Regions from separate parts of the Homo sapiens genome. Here regions 1 and 2 are each linked to region 3. Evidence: chromatin loops called from intact Hi-C (ENCODE). Cell type or tissue: Caco-2. All regions are shown on one strand.

The links. Hi-C counts contacts between places; a loop is a spot of excess contacts. Peaks named below come from ENCODE experiments on the same cell type or tissue, not always from the same donor. Only the 100,000 strongest peaks of a DNase experiment are listed, where the experiment ranks them.
Region 1: a loop joins it to region 3, with 15 times the contacts of the local background. A loop is called at or near these places in 7 of 110 quality-filtered maps.
Region 2: a loop joins it to region 3, with 8 times the contacts of the local background. A loop is called at or near these places in 2 of 110 quality-filtered maps.

What each region holds. Positions count from the first base shown.
Region 1 is chr2:192,748,742-192,751,241 of GRCh38, reverse strand. PCGEM1 (PCGEM1 prostate-specific transcript) reads right to left here and starts at 1,397. Exons shown (of 4, transcript NR_152587.1): 1 at 1,214-1,397; 2 at 370-453. In Caco-2, a CTCF peak has its summit at 1,449 (motif pointing left); no DNase peak of the experiment used is centred here.
Region 2 is chr2:193,427,527-193,430,026 of GRCh38, reverse strand. No RefSeq gene overlaps it. Among named protein-coding and RNA genes, the nearest start is that of PCGEM1, 680 kb to the right of the region's middle. In Caco-2, no CTCF peak of the experiment used is centred here; a DNase peak (open chromatin) is centred at 1,386.
Region 3 is chr2:193,583,341-193,585,840 of GRCh38, reverse strand. No RefSeq gene overlaps it. Among named protein-coding and RNA genes, the nearest start is that of LINC01821, 760 kb to the left of the region's middle. RefSeq lists a silencer at 972-1,101. In Caco-2, CTCF peaks have their summits at 1,034 (motif pointing right) and 1,642; DNase peaks (open chromatin) are centred at 1,020 and 1,660.

The sequences.
Region 1 (2,500 bases), 830 kb after region 3:
TTAGCCAATTTGAACATCCTCTACATATGAAGAACTGTGCTGGACATTTACAAAAATTATCTACTATTGCTAATGGATATGTGTATATATTAGTTGATTTGCTTCAATAGTATACTGTAATTGAAAGTTTCAATTGCTTATAAGTTATTCAAGCATATATGAAGATAACATACAGATATATAGTTAAAAATAGTGCAATCTGAAACTTTCACAATTACTCTTAGGAGATTAGTGTTCAGTACTGAAATTAATGAAATGATATTATCTCAATATGCATATGCAAATATGAATAAGTAGTTAAGCTCAACAATAGCATAAGCAAAAGATTATGATAATAAGTTCCATTATCTGAATTAATGAATGGCTCACCTCACTTGATAAGGTCACGTTGAGTCCCAGTGCATCTCGTAGTACAATTTTATCATTCAGCTCTATGAATCTGCTTAACTATTTCTGTATATTTTAACAAGAAATAAAAATCACAAAGAGATAAAGGTAAGTTGCCTGTGGGAGCCTGAAAAAAAAAAATCAACCAGAATAACAAATTCTTCTTGGTTTAGAATATTCCCAAGTTGTATGCTTTTTATTTTTTTTTCAATGATTCACCATGCAGGTATTTAAATAATAAAGGAGGCATTTAAATGTTTCTTTGATTTAAATCCCTATTTTAATCTCTAGTTAAGGTTCCTCAAATTTCTTGTCTCATACATCTAGTGATTAACAAAATTATATACATGGTGACATACACATAAGATCTATGAGGACCTCACTTACTGAATATTCAAATGTGATTATTGTATTACTCTCTACCTCTGTGAGTTCCCTAAAAGGGAAACTGTGTGCCCTGAAAATAAATTTATGTGTGATTTTGTCAAATTATCCTTGGAGATAGAACCTGGAAGCAAAACATATTACAATGCCAAATGTGTTTCTCAAAAGGCCAAATAAATTAAATCTTCTTCAGGGAAAACATATAAAGGCTGGATCACAACATCCATGCTCTGCATTCAGACTTAAAGCACCAAAGTTATACAAAACTGAGTAGCCCTATCAAATCATTTCATTATTCCCTGCTAATTACACTAAAACCTCTATACTTTTCAAAGCATTTTTATTTTGTCTTCTAAATGTTAGTAGTTTAAAAATAACCATGATTTAAGCCATTATTACTATATTCTTAGCTATTATATACATAACAAAATCTCTTACTCACCCCAATTAGAGGAAGTTGCAGACACAGGTTACGGCATAGGGCAAAAAGGTTGCTGCCTAATTGAAAAAAGATGCTGTCCAGGGACCTATAAATAGCTCTTTAAAAACCTCCACCTTTGCTATCATTTTCATTCAATTTATGACTTTTAAAACTGCAGTTCCAAAACTGGGTGCCAGAGTGCCTTGGGGCACTACCATGAATTAACAGGAGCACTGAGGGATATTTTAAAGTTTCTAGGAAAACAGAGTGACATCTATTGGGCACCAGGCAAGTTACAACTGTTAACATGGGAGCTTACTACTTAATACATGAAGCTGATAGCTTTGTGCTTTGTTTTTATTTAACTTAGGTGCTTTGTGAGAAAAAACAAGAACAAAAGCAAAAAAACCTGAGACACTAAAGGTGTCATGAACTCAGAGATTTTCAGAACCACTGTTTTATACATAATTTCAGTACAACGTGCAGTGAAGCCTCAAGCTTCATAGTGAAGCATGCTAAGATCAATTTTTAAAGAAAGCATATATAATTTTAAAAATTATTTGTTTCATAAATAACTGCAATTTATTACTAAAAAATGATAAAATGACTTAATGAACATATGCCAAAAAAATAAGAAATTATAGAGATGTATCTTTATGACATCTATGTAAAGGAAAATTTTATAAAGAGATTATTAAAGATGCTGATTATAAAATTTAAAAATGTTAACTTCAACACAATACAATTTAAAACTTTTATCCATCACAAGACATAAAGTAGAAAGTACACAACAAACTGATAAAGGTATTTTCAGTAATATAATAATTAGTATCTAAACCATATAAAATTCTTATAAATTAATGAGAAAAGCAATCCAATAGGAAAAAATGGGGAGCAAAAATAATAAGCAAGCATTTCAGCAAAAGTAAATTATAAATGGTTAAAAAAGAAACAATTCTTAAACATAGAAAATGCAAATTAAAAGCACACTGAGATTTTATTTTATGCCATTTGATGGGCAAAAATTATTGTTCGATCATACCAAACTTTGGCAGAACAAGCAACTATGTGGGCACCAATATACTCATACCGGTAGTATAAATAGGTATAATTACTTTGAAAAATGATTTGGCATTATCTTGTAAATTCGAGCATGTGACAATCTTATAACCCAGCAATTTTTTCTTATTTTTTTACCTTAGAATAACTCATACACATGCCTCAAAAAAGTATACAAAATGAAATTTAAAACAGCATTATTTTTGTAACAGCAAAAACAGAAATAGCAGAGTATCTATAGACAAAGGA
Region 2 (2,500 bases), 160 kb after region 3:
TTGAGTGAAATCTAGTATGAAGCCTTAAAAATTGTCCAAGCATTATTAACTATTAAAATATTTCAAACGAGTCTTTGGAAACACATTTTTATTGGAGGAATTTTGAGGCATGTTCATAAAGTAATGTTTAGAGAAGGTTAACAACAAACAACAAGGTAAATGTATAATATGTTTATCAATTCTTTTTATGTCTTTCTTTTAGAATTTTTTGAACTCAAGATTTAAAAAGTACTTTTATAACAATGTGTTGATTTTTTTTCTGCATTTGGGTAATTTCTTTATGTCACTTTGCTGTTGGTTGAATTTCTAAAATCATCCATCTGACATACAAATGAATTGAAATTTGGTGAATTAGATCAATATTGTCTTAATACTTATTCTGGTATAATAAGTCAGATTTGAATGCAAAGATAATGAGAAAATAAAGCCCAGTATATCAAGTCAATGTGCATGCACATATCAGGCTGTGTTTGCTAATTTGTCCAATGGTGGTTAACATTAAGTACAGTCACAACACTTGCCTACACAGAGCACCACAGAACAATTGCTAGGAATTAAGTGACATATGTTTAAATTCATTCACATGAGATATTTTGAGCAGCTCTTGGTTACAATTAATTGTTGCATTAATGTACATAACTTTGTTGTCTAATTTGCTAAAAAGAATGAAATTGGAAACAGCTCAGTTTTTAATAAATTCTTGCAAAGTCAGTGATAGGTCAAACTTAGATAAATCATATTCGACAAGGAAACTATGGTATAGGGAGTGAGTGCTACATTAATTTCAGTCTCACTTTTCTGTCTTATCTACCACACACACATAAAATAACACAAATGCCTTTTTTAAAAGTGGGAACAATGAAACAATAAAAATTCAATGCTAATGGAATTTGTCAATTCTAAAACAATAAAATATTCAGAGCAATGAAGGCAGTTGCCTGTCATTGGTAAAAAATAGAGGAGGAAAATCAATATTTATTTATCTGAAAGAAACAACTCTGGCTTGTAATATTGATATTTTCAACAGGATGAAAAAGCTTTTCACAGAAAGACTTCACTTAAAAAAAAACCTAAAAGGTATTCTATGCATTAGGTTGATCAGATATTTTAAAGGAATATAAAGTTTCCTATGTTTACTATAAAATGTCATATTTCTAAACATTATTATAATTGGCTGTGTTGTGTTATAGAGATTAATCAGTTCCAACTACATGTATTTAGTTCAACAAGTAAGTGTGCTTAAATAGATTTTTTTCTTCTGTGAGGCAAACAAAAAAAAGCTTCTTATCCTGAGCTCTCAGCCCAAGATACCTGCTGATCACAGCAATTATTGTTGGCACCTTGAACAAATCTCTGTTTTCTACTTTGGCCTGCCGCCCTTGGGGACACATCTATGGATTAGAGAGGCTCTGCTGTGGGTGACTTTTGGTTGTTATTTAACTTTGATGCAGCTGAAATCTCTTTAACTAATGCTAGCTTGCTGACCTTTGGCTCCAAGTAGAAGGAATTTATTTGAAAATGAAATGCATCTTGGGACATTCCCTAGTGTTAGAACCTTGATCTAAAAATGTAGCATTGTTTGCTCTCCATTGATCTCTACTTTCAGTGTATTCTGTGACCTAACGTCATTTTAATAGCTATCATTTCCTGTTAAGATCAAACAGGGTTAAAATGAACCGACACCAAATACTTGTTTCTTTATTAATTTTATTTGAAATACTTCTGCAGTTGACACCAATATAAATGTTCACTTTCACTAAAACACCATTTTATTCCAAAAACTGTCAGCTTTTTCTAACAAGATAGATGCACATTATCTTATGAGTTTCTGTTTTCTTCATTTCAATTACATATTAAATATATTTTCAGGTTGAAAAAGGTTTGGTTATGCCAAGAAAATAAATACTTAGAATACATAGAAGCATCTTTATTAATAGATATATTTGAATAAAAGGAAAGTGAAGAGGTGAATAAAATCTATTGGGTGATATTTTAGCACTTAAAAGAAATACAATAATTAAATCTTTACTAATAAATTGTCTATGACTAATAGTATGTATTCATATGATTTTGTCCAAACATTAAGTACTATGATGTGATAAATGAACACTTTTTATGATAAAATCAGCGTTTTTGAGAGGATAAATTATTTATGTAACACCATCAATTTGTAAAGATATAGCTAATATTATGGTGTCAGTCTTTCTGCATTCCTGAGTTTTTTTTATTCATTTAGTCACAAAGACTCTCTCATAAACATATTTTAGTCCATCATTCTTTGCACCAATCAGGCCATTGAATACTTGGGCCACTCTGATTGGCCACAAACCCAAGAAGAGGTAATCCTGGATTTTCAACTGGCCTGATCATGATCTTGACTCTCTGATGACATAATTTAGTATCTGATAGGCCTGATTCTTCAGGTGAATCCTTTTATACTCTCTGGAATTCAGGTGAAGTAAAACTTCCCACAGCAAGGAACATGCTAATCTTTTAGGCT
Region 3 (2,500 bases):
GTGATTAGATGTTTCTCTCTTGCCCATTTTAGAATTTTTTTCTATCTTGTTGACTTTGTATAGTCTGACGACTATATTCCTTGATGAGTTCCTTCTTGCAATGTATCTCCCAAGAATTCTTTAAATATATTGTATCTGGATGTCTAGAACTTTAACAAGACCAGAAAAGTTTTTCTCAATTATTCCCTAGAATATATTTTCCATATGTTTTATTTTACAATTTTTCTGTTATCTCTGGAATAGTTACTACTTATAGTTTTGAAGGCTTTACATAATCCAATATTTATCAAAAGCTTTTTTTAAAATCTCTTTTGAATTTTTGTTCAAATAGGTTAATTTGAAAGACCTGCCATCTAGTTCTAAAATCTTTTATTTTGCTTATACTAGCCTATTGTTAAAGCTTACAGCTATATTTTGTAATTCTGTCAACACATCTTTTTTTCAGAAGTTTTATAAAACCATATATGTCTCTTCTTTCATATTCTGAATTGTTTTATGATTTATTTGTATTGGCTTTCAATTTTCTTTTGGGTCTCATTAAATTTCTTTAAAATAAACATTTTGAATTCTTTATTTGGTATTTCAAAGATTTCATTTTAATTAGGATCCATTGCTGGGCAGTTAGTGTTTTAACACTCTGTGTTTTCATTCTTCCAGGATTATCTCTCTGGTTCCTTCTTATCTGATTAGCTATCTCCTCTTCTCATTTTTGGATTTGCTTTCATTTGAGTAAGATTTTCCCCCTTGAGGGTGTGGCTATAATATGCATTGTGTAGAGTTCTTTGGCTTTGGTTCCAGGTGCTTTAGTGGCAAAGACTATGTAAGTTTCTTGGTTATAGATATCTTTTGTATGGTGACTTTCTTAAATGCTAGTTGTAGTAGCAATTTGCTGGACATGTGAGTGTGCTCACTGCCTCCTGTGGAGTCAGAATGGGGAGGTCTCAGGAAGCTTATCTCATTCCCTAGTGCTGTGCACTGGTGTCAGATTTTTTGTTTGGTTGTGCAGCTTGATGTCTACACCAGTAGGTGGCAATATGGGTTGGATCTGGCTGCAGTCAACACACATCTCCCTATGCATGATCTTTGTTAACCTTGAGAAGCTCACTGTTGCCTCAGCCAATGGTGTGTCCTGTGAAATGGATAGTAGTCTCAGTTCCCAGCTTAGCCCTGGAGTGGGGAACCAAGCTGAATGGGGCTATGCCAAGCAGGCTCGCCTACATGTCACCCAATGGCAGGTGCAAACACCAGCTCCAAGGGGTGGGTATCTGATGGGCAGCTGCCAAGTGCCCAGACAAGTGCCAAGGTGTAGAGTGGAGATAACTCCACTGTCCCAAGTTGGCTCTCCAGGAAGGGAGGGGCAGCCTGAATTCATAATCTAGAAGAGTGAGTGTTCCAAATGCCCGGATATATGTCTGGGCATGGAGCAGAGGGGGTTCCAATGTATCCAGATCTCCACATGAAAAGGGAGAGTCAGCCCAGGCTTTTCCTCCAGGCAAGTGAGTACATTAAATGCTTGGAAGTACGCCTGGGTGTGGAGCAGAGATGGTACTGCAGCACCAAAATCTATGCACAGAAAGGGAGGAGAGGCTCAGATTCTAATCCAAGCAAGCAGCTGTGCTGAATGCCTGGAATTATGCCTGAGTGTGGATGGAAGAGGGCGCCACTGTACCAAGATTTCCGACCTGGAGAGAGGGATGACACAGGCTTCTAATCCAGTCAAGATAGTGGACTGAATGGTTGGAATTATGCCGGGGCATAGAGCAGACAGGGTGCCACTGCACTAAGATCTCTTCGCAGGAAGGAAAGGGCAATTCAGTCACCTAATCCAGGTGAGCAGGTATGCCAGTTGCCTGGAAATATGTCACCCGGCAAGAAGTAGAGTAGCTGCTGCAGAGCAGAGGAACTGCTGCTACAACTAGGTCTTTGCAGGGGAAGGGAAGGGCAGCTCAGGCCCCTATTTCAGGGAAGCAAGTGCTCTGAATGCCTGGAAATGTGCCCAGGCATCGAGCAGCGGGGGTGACACTAGATTAAGTTATTTGCAAGGGAATAAAGATGTGGCTCACGCTCCCATCTAAGTGAGCACAAATGGGATCCACCTCCCTCCCACTCCTCAGTATTGGTGGTGAACAGTCTTCTGACTAACTAGGATAACAGGCTGGGGCATCCAGTAATGACATATGCAGATGGTCCCTATGCCACAAAGCTGTTTCTCCTGGCCACAAATCACCCTGCCCAAGATAAACCATGGCTTCAGCAACTGTCCTCCCACTCCAGTCCAATGACAGGAGATAGCACAATTTTAGCACTTACTCTGGGGGTGCACTGCAACAGCCACTCAGTTCTGGCTGTGGGGGGCTCTTCCCCCACTACAGAACAAGCACTCCAATTTCTGGGCAGAGATTAAAATATCTACGGTGGCCACTACAGCTGGGTTGTCAAACACTGACTGACTTTGTCATGAGCCTGAATTGAAAATGGCATCCTTCCTTCAGTCCCACAT